Linked DNA regions of Homo sapiens: region 1 is linked to region 2. The links are chromatin loops, found by intact Hi-C in ENCODE. Cell type or tissue: MCF 10A. All regions are shown on one strand. Each heading gives the region's core, and the rest is flanking DNA. Links, peaks and the distances in the headings are about the cores only.

Region 1 (8,312 bases), core at 1,749-4,248, 51 kb after region 2:
ACACACTTAGTCTGTTCCTCAAACATTTACACACTTGGTAATAACCTTTTACCAACCATTGCTGATATCATCACGATAACATGTTTCAGGTTAATAAAAACTAGATTACAACATTATGCCATTTTAAAGCAAATCCATCCATTATACTTTTCATGCTGATAGTTCTAGTTGGTGTCACTCATTTTAGAGGGCAAATGTGAAACAGGTGGCGTGGACTTCAGAGGCCCTACCTCTGACCCACATATATTAGTGAACGTTAACTTGGAGACTCTTTTCTAAGCATTTACTCCTATTATAGCTATTTTTATAGTGTGCTACAGTGTTCAAATGCTATTACGAATGCTTTAAATGAATTCAATTTGTTCTTCACAAGTCTGTGAAAACTGTTCTGTTAATATTCCCATTTTATAGATGTTAAAACTGAAGCATTGGAAAATTAAGAAAATTGCCCAGGATTATGTAGATAGTTAAGTGGTAGAGTGGGAATTACATTGAGACCTCCTGATCTTTACTTCAGTGCTATACTGAAAACCGATAATACTATTTGAACAATTTGAACTGGCTCATAATAATGATGGGAGGATGTGCTTACTTTTGATATATCTTTTCTAATAACACATGAACAAATGTAGGATGAATACATGTTATACTTCTTAATGGGTTTGACTTTACTCCAGTGAACTCTATCAGAAATTTTTTATACTTTAAATCCTTATAAATCTACTCAGTAAAGTTTTCAGAAACTTACTTTTGCATATTTATAAAATATTTCATTGCTTGCTTAAAAATAACCATATTAAAAGATGGTAGCATAATTTTAATTAAGAAAGCAGAAATAATGTACTTTACAAGTATTGGTATTACTCCTTTCGGGGCTATAAATACAATATATATGTTTTTCCCCTGGCTAAGTGTTGTGAGGTTAAATTTTCAGCATAGTAAGTTTCAGTTGGGCCACATATTATGCCACTGTGCATAAAAACTCACATTGATTCAAGTATCAGAATCATAGAATTTTCTTCATGGAGAGAGATGGTTGGGGAGTAAGCCAGAAATAATTGGTCTTGATTTGGGTTGCTGTCTCTTTCCAAAGGTTAGCATCTGAAGTGTGGGGCTGGGCATCAGGAACCTTCCTACCAGGGTGAGGGGTTTGGAAAAGGTTTTGCTCATTTTTGAGTCATGCTTCCAGTTGTTGATGGGATCAGAAATTAACCCCAGAGGAAAGGGGCCTTTTACCAGGAGTTGGGATGGGGTTAGAGAACCAATCAGATGGATTGGCCTTAGGGTTGGCATTTCCTGTTAGTGAACTGAAGTAAATCGGAAAGCAGAGAAAACCACTGCCTGTGCACTAGGCTCTGCAAAGAGAGAACGAGCGGGTGCCTATAGGCACCTTTCTCTAGAAATACATTTTAGGATTAATTTAGATTAATCTAGATCCTACATCCCCTACCCCCAGTAGGAATTATAATGTCTGTTTTTTTGAAGATTTGCCAGAACAGTGGGAATGGCTCAGCAGGTAAATTAAGTTTTTAAACTATAAGAAAGTGAGGCCAAGGAAAGTAGAAACTGAAATGCAAACATATTTTTCCAGAGATATCAACTATCAAATACATTGAGATACATTTTATATATGTATAGAAGTGTAATATTTATTAATAATAGAATAATTAAAACAGTATTTTTATTAGTGAAAATAATCTATGCTTATTAGACAAATTTGGTAGCAAAAGGTAAATTACACCACTTCAATATCAGCACTTTTATATTTCCTGTGTTTGTGTGCATGCACATGTGTGCGTGTGTGTGTGTATATGCATTTACATTGGAATGATATCGCCTATATTGATGAATGGTCTTATAAAAAAAATTTTAATGGCTCTATCATCTTGTATCATCTTATATTTTATTATTTCAGGTTTTATTTCTAGGATATATTCCTGACCGTGGAATAATTAGATCAAGGAATGAGAACATTTTTAAAGGCTCTTTAAGCATATTGCAAAATTGCTTTCAGGAATGCTGTATGACTAATATTTGTTTCAGGAGCATAGAGGGGACTGGTTTCCACTGTTTTAATGTGCTATTTTTTAATTCCTTCTAAGGTTTGTTAAAAACCAAAATTGCAACAAATTTAGTTTAAAGATACTAGGTTTTTATTAGCAATTCATGAATCAGTAGCATCTCATCTAAACATTTAGAAAAGGTGCTCCCATGAGCTGAGCAGAGGACGTTATTTTTATAGGCTGGAAAGGGCTGAAGAAAGCAGAAACAGGAAATGAAAAGTGAATTGGTCATTTCAAAGTAACTTTCCTTATAGAATTAAAACAGAGAGGACTTTCTTGTTACACTGGCCCAGGTAAACTAGGCTCCTCCTCATTGGCTGCTGTGCGTCTCCTAATTTTTTTTCTGAAAACAGGCCCATTTCAAAGTTCAGTTTGATTATGTGGCTCCCAGCCAGATAATAACTGCATTCTGAGTGACTCCATTTTGGTCTTGTCTGGTATATAGGGCCTAGTGCAGAAGCTCAGTCCAAACCAGTGGCCTCCCATACATTTCATTTAACAGGTTCTGCTTTTTTTTTTTTTTTTTTACTTCTGATATGCTTGGTAGGCATTTGTATTTCATCTTCTGTGAGTTCCCAGTTCATGTGTTTTCTAGTTTGTCTATTACAGTTTTAGTTTATTACTAATTTGTGTGACCTCCTTATGTAATTAAGATGATCAGCTCTTTGACTCATTTATATCAAATATTTCTACCATTTATTTACCCTCTATTTTAATGAATTTAATGAAGTATAGCAGTTTCACATTGCATATTCAGGCAGGTTTAATAGATTTTTTATTTTTTTATTATTATACTTTAAGTTTTAGGGTACATGTGCACAATGTGCAGGTTTGTTACATATGTATACATGTGCCATGTTGGTGTGCTGCACCCATTAACTCGTCATTTAGCATTAGGTATATCTCCTATTATAATTTCTTCTCATTTCCAGATGAGTACCATTTCCAGCAAGTAAATGGTAGAGCTGGTATTTGAACTGGTCATATGATTGTAAATCCTATGCTCTTTAGCAGTACCTTATACTTCCTGGTAGAATAGAAAAGAACAAGGGACTCTTAAAATGTTTAAGGTATTAATGAAAAGTGTCAAGTAAAACATTTGGATTTATTTGAGTGTTTACATTTGATTCTTTGGGAGGTCAAGGCAGGAGGATTGCTAGAGCCCACAAGTTTGAAACCAGCCTAGGCAACATGGCTAGACCTGGTGTCTATAAAAAATTTTAAAAAATTAGCCAGGTGTGCTGGGGTGTGCCTGTTGTCCCAGCTACTCCAGGAGGCTGAGGCAGGAGGATCACTTGAGCTCAGAGGTTGAGGCTACAGTGAGCTGTGTTAGCACCACTGTACTCCAGCTTGGATGACAGAGCGAGACCCTGTCTCAGAAATAAATAAAAATAAAAATAAATAAAATACATTTGGTTCTTATTTTTCTCGTATCCAGTGATTTTTCTTTTCCTGTTGTTTCGTCCAGGAGATCTTTAAATTTTTTTCCCCATTATTATAGAATTAGAAGTAGAAAAATATTTTGTTTAATAACTATATCTCATGATATATTTCTGTCATTAAATTGGTGTGCATATGGGCAAGACTATACTACACAGTGAAAAATCAGTTTTTAATACAAAGTTTGATACTTTAAAAGAAAAAAACAATGTATATTGAAAATACTGTGGTTAAACCAACCATATGGATCGTTTGGAATTCCTAGACTAAATTTGAATTTAATTAGTTATAGATTTGTTATTTGTGGTATTCATCCGGTATCTAAGAGAAGTGATTATCGTAACAAAATATTTTTATGGAACATCTTATTATATAAAATGACAATACAAATTATTATTATTTTATTCATAATTTTTGACTTTTTAAAAAACATGCAACATGCTGTTAAGTATATGTGTGTTTCTCATTTACTAAAAAATAGAATTTTCCTAGCAGGATGGCCCTAGAGCTGAAGCATTATATGTCTTTGGTTGGTTCTCATTCAAGAATTGGCAGAGTTTCAGAGTACTGTACTTCTAACTTGTCTCCATAAATTCAAGGCAGAACAGCAAATATGCCCTAAAAACAATGCATTAAAATGATATATTTTTATTTTTACTTTTTATTTTACTTATTTTGAGACAAAGTCTCCCTTTGATGCCAAGGCTGGAGTACAATGGCACGATCATAGCTCACTGCAGCCTCAACCTCCTGGGCAGCAATCCTCCCACCTCAGCCTCCTGAGTAGCAGGGACTACAAGCACACACCACCACCTTGGAGTAATTTTGTTTTGTTTTTCTGTAGAGATGGGATTGTACGGTGTTGCCCAGGCTGGTCTCGAACTTCTCAGCTCAAGCAGTCCTCCTGCCTTGGCCTCCTGAAGTACTGGGATTAGAGGCGTGAATCACTGCGCCTGACCATTAAAATGAATTTTTTTTTTTTTTTTTTTTTGAGACAGAGTTTCACTCTGTCACCCAGGCTGGAGTGCAGTGATGAAATCATGGCTCACTACACCTTCCACCTCCCAGGTTCAAGCGATTCTATGCCTCAGCCTCCCAAGTAGCTGAGATTACAGGCGTGCCACCATGCCCAGCTAATTTTTATATTTTTAGTAGAGACGGGGTTTCACCATTTTAGCCAGACTGGTCTTGAACTTCTGATCTCAAGTGATTGGCCCTCCTTGGCCTCCCAAAGTGCTGAGATTATAGGACTGAGCCACTGGGTCCAGCCCTAAAATATTTTAATCAACTTTTAAAGTCAGAAAATTCTTGTGTGTGGAAAAGATGCAACATCGTAATTCTGAAGTTTTACCTTGCATAATATTGCCATTTTTTATTGTGGCAAAATGTGTATACCATAAAATGGACAATTTTAACCATTTTCAAGTATGTGGTTCTGTGGCATTCAGTATGTTTACATTCTTGTACCATTACCATCATCCATCTCAAGAACATTTTCATCTTCTGCAACTGAAACTGTACCTTCTAACTCTGTTTTCCAGCCCTCAGTCCTTGGCAACCCCCATTATGCTTACTGTCTCTGTGAATTTGGCTGTAACGTTACTATTGTTGAAGGATATAAGACCTCTCCCCCACAAACACATGCGTATTTAGAAGCATGTTTCTTGTTTTGGTTTTGGTGTTTCCTCATGAATAGATTCAGGTCATGTGTCCTCGGCAAGTTACTGCATAGGTGATCTTCAGCAGAAGAATTTGGCAACGAGAGGAGCTGGGTTCAAGTTCTAGGCTGGGGCAAGTGTAATATTTCAACTTTTTTTTTTTTTTGCAATCCACTCTGTCACCCAGGCTGGATTGCAGTGGTGTGATTTCAGCTCACTGCAACCTCCACCTCCCAGGTTCAAGTGATTCTCCTGCCTCAGCCTCCTGAGTAGCTGGGAGTACAGGTGTGCACCACCACACCCAGCTAATTTTTGTATTTTTAGTAGAGACGGGGTTTCATCACATTGGCCAGGCTGGTCTCGGACTCCTGACCTCGGTGATTCTCCCGCCTTGGTCTCTCAAAGTGCTGGGATTACAGGCATGAGCCACTGCACCTGGCCTAATATTTCGACCTTTCTAGGCCTTTTTTTCTTCAGCCATAAAATAAGGCTATTGGTTTCACCTCATCTGATGGCTAAGCTGCCTTTTAGCTCTAAAAATAATCTTTGTTAAATAGGCTGAGATATCCTGTAGTGGTTTATAAGTGAAAGGAAAGACTTAGGGGTAAGACAGTGTCTCAACCCTGGCTATGCACCTGGCTAAATTAATGAGGCTTTGGAAAATACCCGATTCTCATCTCTAAAAGATTGTGATTCTGGATTTCAAACTCAAGAATGTGTGAAAAGCTGTGTAGGGAATCTAATGGACAGCCAGTTTGGAAATACTGGCATGAAAAAGGTTCCTATGCTACTGTCCCCCTCACTGTTTTTTTCTTTTTTTTTCCATGGAAGGATAGAGGAGGATGACATCTTTCCATGGATTTTTTAATTAAAAAAATTATTTCCCCTTCCATAGAGGAATATTTTCTTCATAGCACGCAGAGGGAACATGATAGTCTTTTGTGTTTTTTCTCTTCTAGGATGCAAGAACAATTCTTTCACTAAATATATTTTATGTTTTCATATGGGAACAAGTATAGCTTTGCCTTAATCTTGGAAACAAGAAACTTTTTCTCTTCGTCAAAGTTTAGCTTGAGAGTGGGGAACAGGAGTAGAAATAACATAAATATTTAGCTGAAAATTGTGATTTTGCCTTTCACCTTTGGTGGTGGTGTTTGGTATAGCTGCCTTCTACTGTGCTAAGCACTCAGCATATGTTGTTTCATCTTATCTTGTCAATAACTCTTTAAAGCAGAGGAGATTTTATAATCCTCTTTTTGCAGATGAAGAAAATCAGAATCAGAGACTTTACTTACCTGATAACAGGTTAATCCAGCTAGAATTGGTAGGGTGGAGATTTGAATTTAGGTCAGTCTGACTTACAGTACTTTTGAAAGATACAGTGTTTGTGATTTTCATAGGGAGGGTCTTCAGATCTCCTTCTGCACCATGGGATAGAAGTAGAATTAATTGTTTTTTGTAAAGATTGTTTATCAGTTTTCATGGTTTCAAATGTGGGAATTCATGGTTTACAACATTATCATTGCTCTGATTTGGTTGGCAGTGCAAACTGAATCACCTTCAGAATGCTTAGAGGTAGGATCAGAACTAGCCCCAGGCTGAATTATCAAAAAGGGTGACCTTTTCTTTCCTGTGTGTGTGTGCGTGTGTGTGTATGTGTGTGTGTGTGTGTGTGTGTGTGTGTTTCCTTCCCTGAATTCCCTTGTGTTTTTAGCCTGCACCCAATTCTCAGTGCAGGGTTCTTTCTACTCATCTGCCTTTGCAGGTGTCATCCCAGAGAGCCTTGAAAATAGACTTCGAAAAGTGACTGAGCTCACCTCCCTTCTTCCACTGATGAGAGAACTGTATCAGCTGGATTCTAGTCCAGAGCTGTTTGTTTATTATAAAGTGATGTGCATCTGAGGGAGAGAGTGTCTGTGAACTCTCTGAAACTACATGCCGGATTTCTGTGTGTGTACATTTTCTAGCCCATAGCTTTATCAGAGTCTCAAAGGAGTCTCTGTTCAAACAAGACAAAACAGAGTTTTTGCATCCTATCATGTTAACATTATAGATGGCCTTATCTTATATTCTCTCTCTGCTACTAATCAGATACTACTGTGATAGCTTATTCTCCAAGGATCTCATATTCATTACTCATCCACATGCTCATTTCTTTGTTGTTTACACCCTTTCTCTATTTTACAAAATATTTGAGGTTGTTTATGTAAAAAAATCAAGCAGCTCATTAATAACTTAATTTGTTTTTTATCTAAAGAGAATGTATTTTATAATTCAATATATATATTAAGGAATATATTATATATGTATTAAGGAATATATTCTGTAATACATATTAATGTGCTAATAATTATTTAGTCCCTTTGAAGTATTAAAGATATGTCAATAAATTGCATCAATTTGCAGTTAAGCTATTGTTAGACTAAGGGTAAAGCAGATGATTTTTCAGTAATCCTTTGAGGAACATGTGATTTTTTTGATTCATGTCTCTATTCTTCATTAAGCTCAAAGTTTCACAAGTAGATGGACTGTTGATTCCCTAGAACCTACCAGAGTATTTGGCACTTAGTAATTGTGTTGAATACCCATTTAACAGAATACTCAATTCCACCCCTAGCTAGCCCTCAAATTTTGTCAACTTTTAGTCATTTTTACTGTCAGTACCTTGATCCAAGGGCACTATCATCTTTTGCTTTAAACTACTGTATAACTTACAGCCTGCTAAAAGAATATTTTTCTGACTCTAATCTGCTTCATGCCAATCTAACGTCCCCCTTGAAGTCAGAGTGGTCTTCCAAGGTTTCAAAAGTAATGATCTAACTTCCTCAATTGAAAGCCTTTAGTAGATTTTCAGTGCCCTTTGGAGTAAACGTCTTAACTAACTGCCTACTGTTCCAGTTTCATATAAAAAACTGACCTCGGCTGGGCGTGGTGGCTCATGCCTGTAATCCCAGCACTTTGGGAGGCTGAGATGAGTGGATCACTTGAGGTTAGGAGTTCGAAACCCGCCTGGCCAACATGGTGAAACCCCATCTGTCCTTAAAATACAAAAATTAGCTGGGTGTGGTGGCAGGAGCTTGTAATTCCAGCTGCTTGGGAGGCTGAGGCAGGAGAGTCACTTGAACTCAGGAGGCTGAGGTTGCAGTGAGCC
Region 2 (8,312 bases), core at 2,345-4,844:
TATTTACTGCACTGTGAGCATGTGAACAGAGCAAGTATCTTAATCACTTATGGAGCTTCCAAACTTGAACCACTTCATGGTTTAGCCCCAAATGCAGACACTAAGGTAGTGTATCCTTATGCTATTTGAACTGATCTGTTTTTAAACATTCTGGTTATTTTCTAAAAAGCTCATTTGAATAAAGAAATTATAAAATGAGAACTCATTTTTACTGTCTATATGACATTTAGAGAATTAATTTTGTCTGAGAGAATGAAAACATTTACTTGTGAAATAAGGCAAATAAGAATTTTATTTAAAAGATTTGATTCACACAGAAAAATTTCTGTTTAATTGATCTTGGGGAAAAATGGGGAAAATTTGGTATGCTTTTGAGTAAAAACGTTTTTATATTGGGTAAATTTTTATTTTATAAAATAAAAATGTAATGAAAGTTATATATAGTGTTCAAATTATTGTCTAGTTTTTGTGTTTTACAAAATTGTAGTTACTGAAATTTGTAACATGGACTCCTTGATCAGTTAACTAATTTAAATGGACATTTTGTTACATTGGTGCATTAGGTAGAACAATGTTGGATGCAAACAGAAAATTTCAATACAAGCTTACTTGAAAAAGAAGGACGTTTAGAATCTCTTTTAAGTGGATGTTCATGTAGTTTTGATGCCAGAGGTGATTGATACAGACTAGAAGCTCAATAATGTCATTCCAGACTCATGTTAAGTGTTCTTTTTGTGGATGGGAGTTCATCGCTAGTCTCTGACATTCTGTGGTGGCCCCATCCTCTGGCTGTTAGCAGCAGATACCACTTTCAGCTATAAGAATAGTACTACTGGGTGTGGTAGCTCATGCCTGTAATCCCAGCTACTCAGGAGGCTGAGGCAGGAGGATCTATTGAGCCCAGGAGTTTGAGACCAGCCTGGGCAAGAAAGTGAGAGGTCATCTTTACGAAAAATTTTTAAAAATTAGCTGAGCAGTGTGGCATATACCTGTAGTCCCAGCTACTCAGGAGGCAGAGGTGAGAGGATCCCTTGAGCCCAGGAATTCAAGGCTGCAGTGAGCTATTATCATGCCACTGCACTGCAGTCTGGGTGATAGAGTGAGACCCTGTCTCAAAAGTAAAAACAAAACAAAACAAAACAAAATAGTACCATCTTTTTTTTTAAGATGGGAAAAAACCTTTCCCAGAAATCTTGTGGCAGACTTGCCTTCTCATTGGCAAGAATTGGGACCCTTTGATTTTCCTAAACCACCATTGACAAAATACATGGGTGACAGTGCCTGGTTGCAATAGTTCTGGGGAGTAAAACAGAGTACTATTGTAATGGGTAAATCCAGACTGCCTTTATACAAATATCAAAATGCTTTGCAGAATGTGGAAAGAAAATGGATTGCATTGCAGTCTATTTTTCTGAATGGAAATAGTTTTATTAATATAAGAAAATAAAAACAAATTTTATAAGTACACATTACATTTGTAGAGAATTAAAAATACCACAACAAAGGATATTTTTTCTGTTTTTCTAAACTTTGGAGCCAGGCATATGGTAACATTTCTTTTTTATTTTAGGCTTTTGCATTACAGATATTACTTTTTCCCCAGTGCCATTGGTTATTGGAACAGGATCTAAAGGTTTATTTTTATTTGTGGAAAAAAAAATTTTAAAATCATTTCCTCAAAAATATTAATTCATATTTTTATTTGTTTATTTGATAAGGGCCAGTCAATAGATAAATTGACAGAATGGTACTTAATGTAGAATTAGATTTTCAAAGATAATGTGAAGCATAAGTGAAACATTAGTTCTTAAATAGGGACTGCCTAGAGATCTTACTTGAGCCTTCGGCTGTGGTCTTTCGGTAGAGTTGATAACTGGTGAAGAATATTAAGGTTCAGAAAAGGTCTCGGGGATATTGCAGATGTTATTTCTCTGTCAAATGTAGTCATTTGCACACCTGCAGCACTGGGGTCTTCTTTCACCATGTTTTAAAGCTCACTCGGGCTGGACTGCTTCCAGGTTCACTTCCTGCTCCCTTTGTTCTCTTTTGCACTGTGCTTTTCTGCTGTGTCCCTGCTCTCACTTGTTTAAGTCATTTTCAGAGGAGAATTTGTTCTTGCAGATTTTAGATTTTCTTATAAAAAATGTGGAATCGTTGAAATTCCTTTTACAAGACTTTTTTTTTTATTCAATTACTTTACCATTTTTAAGGTAGGGAGAATCTCAGGAATACCAAGCAAAGAGGAACATCTGGAATGTTCTATACATTAATAAAAATGGAAACATGCATAATTGCTACCCTGCTAAAGTCCCTGTTATTAGTAATTTAGGAAACATTTTATTCTGCTTACCCAAAAGGAAAGGTAAATATATGCTTATAATATTAAATTGTTGAAACTGAAATCAATAGTTTTATATTAGTCGTATCGATTTCAGTGAAAAACCCTACCTTTCCAAGAGAAACAGTTTTGCCAATAAAATGTAGGAATTAAAATATAGTAACTTTGCCAAACAGATGTAAATTCTTTAATTAAAATAATTTATTTGAGTAAAACTTGCAGCATAATACTACTTTCAAATGATATAATTACAAAAATAAGCCAAAAATACTGAATTCTAAAAAATCTGTAGGTTTTTAAGGAAGTAATTTTCCTAATATGAAATATAATCTAATTTGGCTCATTAGGGGAATACTGTTTCCAAAATGGCATTTTATGTAATAAGCGTTCCCTTTTCCTCATTCCTCATCCCCCTCTGTGTCTCTCTGGTTGAGTTAGTTGAGGCTTCAATAGCAAAAGCACTTCCTTTTGCAAGTTTAGAGTTTTAAGCAGTAGTTCCTCTGTCTTTGACTTGAGACAGTATGATTATGTTATATAAAGTTCGTAATGCCTTTTGAAAATCTCTTTAATAAATAACCCTTTGAAAATAAAGTGTATATATACTTTGTTTATAAAAAGTGTATATAAACTTTATTTCTGTTTCTCAAATATGTTTCTCAAATATATGTATATAAAGTGTATATAAACTTTATATATTTCTCAAATATATTATTTATGGTTTTGTGCTGTTTGCACATTACTGCCTCTTGATACAGGTTCAACAAATAAGTATGGAATATCTCTAGTTTGGCAGACACTGAGTTAGGCATGTGAGCAGACAAAAATGTCTTTCCTTAGAGAGCTTACTTTAAAAAATTCTATTAAATATTCACTGATGCCTTTGTTCAGCATTTTTCCCTTCTTTTTCTTCTCCTAATGATTCATTCTTGCTGTTTTTGTGGCAGCCAGCAGTGCCTAGCTTCCCATGTAGCAGTATTTGAAAGTATCTGTCTATCCTATGATGTGAAAGATTTTAAATATTTATTTATTTTCACATGCAGTTTTTGTGATTAAAAGGGAGGAGAAAGAGAAAAGTTGTCAGATAAAATCAACGGGATGAGTATAAAAGTTTTCATCGAAGCAGCACAGTGTCATGGAGAGATGACTGGAATGTGAGTCAAAAGACATGTCATCACCTAGTTCCATAATTGGTGACTCACTTGCTTTTCCTTTTCTCAGTTAACCAACTCATGCTAACACAGAGAGAAAAATGCCTGCCATATCAGTTTCACACAAGGTGTTTGTAAACAGCAGATAAGGTCACGTGTGAGAAAATGTTTTCACTTGAATATACGTAAAGTGTTTCATTCCATTGCCTTACACATTTTATTCGTAAATGTGAACAAATAAAGGTGAATTTGTGGCTTTCATTAATTCAAATTTAAAATAGTGTTAAATTATACCTAGTTTCTAATTAATAGGATTAATAACTAAAACATTGTGTGATCTTGATATTTACCTCACACCCAGAACTATAAAAAGTAGCATTGCAAGAAATGAGATACATGATTGAGTGAACAGTGCCTGATCTGAAGTTGAGATGCTTTTATTTTATTTGGACAGGAATCATACATGGTAATAATTTGGGTTATTTCCAATAACAGAATTTTTTCTGCTGAAATATATTTTAAAGAAAACACTTTTAAAGAGTCCAATGTAGATTTTTCCACAGTGTATTCTACAGAGCATATTAAGATGTTAATTACCGCTCTTTGATTACAGGATTCCAGGGTCAAATAATTTTGTTTGATAAACAGTATAAAACATATTAATTTACTGCAGAACTTTCAGGGCTTCCAGTATGTGAATGTGTATACTGAAATGTTAAGAGGGCATATAGAATATGCAGCATTTTCCAGAATTATTTGAGAATGGATATTTTTTTTCCCTTAGAGAACATCTATTAACAAGCACCCTTGGACTCTCATCCTCAAAGTGAGGTCCCAGCACTATGAGCATCACCATCAATCTGGACCCCACCCCAAACCTATTGAATTAGATCTGATGGTAGGGCCTAGATGTCTGTGTTTTAACAAGCCTTCCAGATGATTCTGATACATGTGAGAACCACTGCACTAGGGTTTCCTGGAACATAGTTTAAAAAATAAAGAGCTAATCATTTAAAAATATGTATGCTTTTAAAAGAAGGCCCTTCTATTCTGAGTAGTGATATTTAGGTGTCAAGTTTTTATGCTTAGGGTGTGTGTGTGAGAGAAGTCATTAAAAAAAAAAAAAGATAATGCATTCTTGCCAAGTAGAAAATAGGTGTGGTATAATGAAAAAGGTGTTGAAAGTTTATGATTCATGATTTAGTAAAAGTAGAGCTGGATTAACTGTAGATTAAATATCTGACCTCACATACCACACCCTGACTGTACCTTAAGTTTATGCTTCTGTGAGTTAAAGAAGTGCAAGTAGAATTCCTGAGGAATTTAGTTTTCACAGGGAGGCGTGCTTTTATCCTTTTCTTTAAGCTTTCTCTCTCAATTTATTCCAATAGGGCATAATTTCTTTATGATGTTGCTCTTAGGAAATTCTTTCAACAATGATTTTATTTTCCTTTTTTTTTTTTTTTTGGGACACTGCAGCTTCGACCTCCTGAGCTAACAGATCCTCCCACCTCAGCCTCCTGAGTAGCTGGGATTACAGGCACACGCCACTATGCCTGGATGATTTTTGTAGAAACAGGGTTTTGCTACATTGCCCTGACTGGTCTTGAACTCCTGGGCTCAAGCGATCTTGTCACCTCAGCCTCCCAAGGTGCCAGGATTATAGGCATGAGCCATGGCACCTGGCCTTCAACAGTTATTTATTGGGTCCTTAGTAGGGGCTTCATGGGCACTGTGCTAGGTGCTGGATGCACACCGGTAGATAAAAGGAGCACAGTGCTGATCCTCACAGAATTAAGAGTGCATAGAAATGGAGAGGAAAGGAAACAGCCTTTCCTAAAGAATGAAGTGCTCTAGTAAGGAAGTCCAAGGTGCTAAGGGAAAAGGAGGGATGATACCTGTTATAATCCCCAAGGTCAGGATTATGTGACATGAGAGATGTAGTTTATTATATTTTACAGTGATTGGCTTGAAAAATAGTGCAGAAGATTTGTAACGCATTTCTAAATTTGGGAAGGATAAACAGTAGCTTGGAAGCTTCTCTTTGAGCAGTAGGCAGTTTTATTTAGATAAAATTCAGTGCATCTATCTTTTGTAGGAAGAGTTTGAGAAAAAATAATTATTCTGAATTTAAAAATATTAGAAATGAGACTTATTATGTAAGTATATGACATGGAGTTTTCATGATAGTTATCAGCTAGTTCTGATAAGTAATATATTTAGGTCATCATAGAAAGTATGTTTATATTAAATAACTCTTGCATATGTTTGTTACAGTAAATTTTCTTAGAGATAAATAATAAACTATTTTTTGGACAGCTTCAAAAGGGAAAATTCAAAATTTAGAAAAAACATTAGAAATGTTAATATGGGATATTTTTGACTTAAGACATTCAGAAAAGTTAATGTTTTAACACGATATGTGATTATAGAATTCTATTCATATATGTGTTCACATTTATACACTTTGCTATACTTTGTATTTATAAATATAATTCTGTTAGATAAATAAGTGATTCATATTTTGTCAAAACTATTTTAAAATTTCAATATTTAAAATATTTTTGAATCACTGGTTTTCGTTAAGTGGCATCATAGATGAGATTTGATTCCATGTAGCATATAATTTTAGATTGTTCCTCTCTCACCCCTTTTAAACTCCTTCAAGCATTGCTATTACTGGGGTTGCCTTTGGGAAAACTTACTTCTAGATACTACCATATATCTGAAATAGTAGAGGTGGATGTTAATAAAATTCATAAAATAATCATGTATTACTTTTTTTGATTTACCACTGGAAGGAAATACAGTCATGTGCAATATAATGACGTTTTGGTCATTGAGACCCACATGTGTGACAGTGGTCCCATAAGGATGTTGCTGAAAAATTCCTGTTGCTGCCTAGTGACACTGTAGCCATCGTAACGCCATAGCACGACACGTTACTCACCTGTTCATGGTGATGCTGGTGTAAACAAACCTGTGCTGCCAATCATACAAAAGTATAGCACAATGACAATTATGTACAGTTTATCATAATTCTTGATAATAAATGACTATGTTACAGGTTTATGTATTGATTCCACTTTTTGTCATTATTTTGGAATGTACTCCTACTAATTATAAAAAAGAAAAGGTTAACTGTAAAAAAGCCTCAGGCAGGTCCTTTAGGAGGCATTCCAGAAGAAGACATTGTTACCATAGGAGATGACAGCTCTATGTGTGTTATTGCCCCTGAAGACCTTCTAGTGGGACAGGATATGGAGGGGAAAGACAGTGACATTGGTGATCCTGACCCTGTGTAGGCCTAGGCTAATGTGTGTGTGTCCTCGTTTTTAACAAGAAAGTTTAAAAAGTAAAAAAAAAAAAAAAAAACGTAGAAGAAAGCTTATAGAATAAGGATATAATGAAAAAATATTTTTGTATAGCTGTACAATGTGTTTGTGTTTTAAGCTAAATGTTCCTGCAAAAGTGTCAGAAAGTTACAAAATTATGAAGTAAAAAAGTTATAGTGAGCTAAGGTTAATTATTAAAGAAAAATATTTATAACATAGATTAGTTAAACCTAAGTATACAATGTTTATAAAGTCTGCATTAGTGTACAGTAATGTCGTAGGATTCCTCATTCATGTACCACTCACCCAGAGAAACTTTCAGTCCTGTAAGCTCCATTCATGGTAAGTGCCCTGTACAAGTGTACCATTTTTTATGGTACAGTTTTGCCTTTATATTTATTTTTACTGTACCTTTTGTATGTTTAGATATGTTAAAATACACAAATACCATTATGTTATAGTTGCCTACAGCAGGGATCCCCAGCCCCCAGTCTGGGGCCTGTAAGGAACGGGACCACACAGCAGGAGATGAACAGCAGGGAAGCTAGCTAAGCTTCACCTGTATTTATAGCCACTTCCCATCACTCACATTACTGCCTGAGCTCTGTCTCCTGTCAGATAAGCTGTGGCAATTGATTCTCATAGGATTGCGAACCCTACTGTGAACAGCACATATGAGGGATCTGGGTTGTGAGCTTCTTATGAGAATATACTACCTGATAATCTGTCACTGTCTCCCATCACTCCCAGGTGGGATTGTCTAGTTGCAGGAAAACAAGCTCAGGGCTCCCACTGATTCTACATCATGGTGAGTTGTATAATTATTTCATTATGTATTACAATGTAATATTAATAATAATAAAGTGCACAATAAATGTAATACACTTGAATCATCCCCAAACCATCCCCCTACACTCCCACCCTGGTCTATGGGAAAACTGTCTTCCATGAAACTGGTCCCTAGTGCCAAAAAGGTTGAGAACCGCTGGCCTACAGTATTTAGTACAGAGAAATGGTGTACAGGTTTGTAGCCTGGGAGCAATAGGCTATACCATTTAAGTTTGTGTAAGTACACTCTATGGTGTTCATGTAAGGAAATAATGACATTTCTCAGAACCTATTTCTGCCATTAAGTGATGTATTACTGTTTATTATTTACTCCTGACACTATTATTACTGAAGTTAACTAGAGTCCCCAGTGGTTAATAGAGGAAAGTTTATTTGTACCATGGGGCAGCTGATTTTACATGTTTGATCAGATTGGTCTCATGTAGAAAGGTAGTGTAGCAGCCGAGCATGGTCGCTCATGCCTGTAATCCCAGGACTTTGGGAGGCTGAGGTGGGCGGATCACTTGAGGTCAGGAATTCAAGACCAGCTTGGCCAAACATGGTAAAACACCGTCTCTACTAAAAATACAAAAATCAGCCAGACCTGGTGGTGTACGCCTGTAATCCCAGCTACTCAGGAGGCTGAGGCAGGAGAATTCCTTG

What was found. A loop is a pair of places that touch in the nucleus more often than their neighbours do. Peaks named below come from ENCODE experiments on the same cell type or tissue, not always from the same donor. Only the 100,000 strongest peaks of a DNase experiment are listed, where the experiment ranks them.
Region 1: a loop joins it to region 2, with 6 times the contacts of the local background. A loop is called at or near these places in 4 of 110 quality-filtered maps.

What each region holds. Positions count from the first base shown.
Region 1 is chr4:94,876,163-94,884,474 of GRCh38, forward strand. The region is part of intron 2 of BMPR1B (bone morphogenetic protein receptor type 1B); the gene reads left to right. Among named protein-coding and RNA genes, the nearest start is that of BMPR1B, 120 kb to the left of the region's middle. In MCF 10A, for the core only: no CTCF peak of the experiment used is centred there; no DNase peak of the experiment used is centred there.
Region 2 is chr4:94,824,391-94,832,702 of GRCh38, forward strand. All of the region lies in intron 1 of BMPR1B (bone morphogenetic protein receptor type 1B), which reads left to right. Among named protein-coding and RNA genes, the nearest start is that of BMPR1B, 71 kb to the left of the region's middle. In MCF 10A, for the core only: no CTCF peak of the experiment used is centred there; DNase peaks (open chromatin) are centred at 3,521 and 4,701.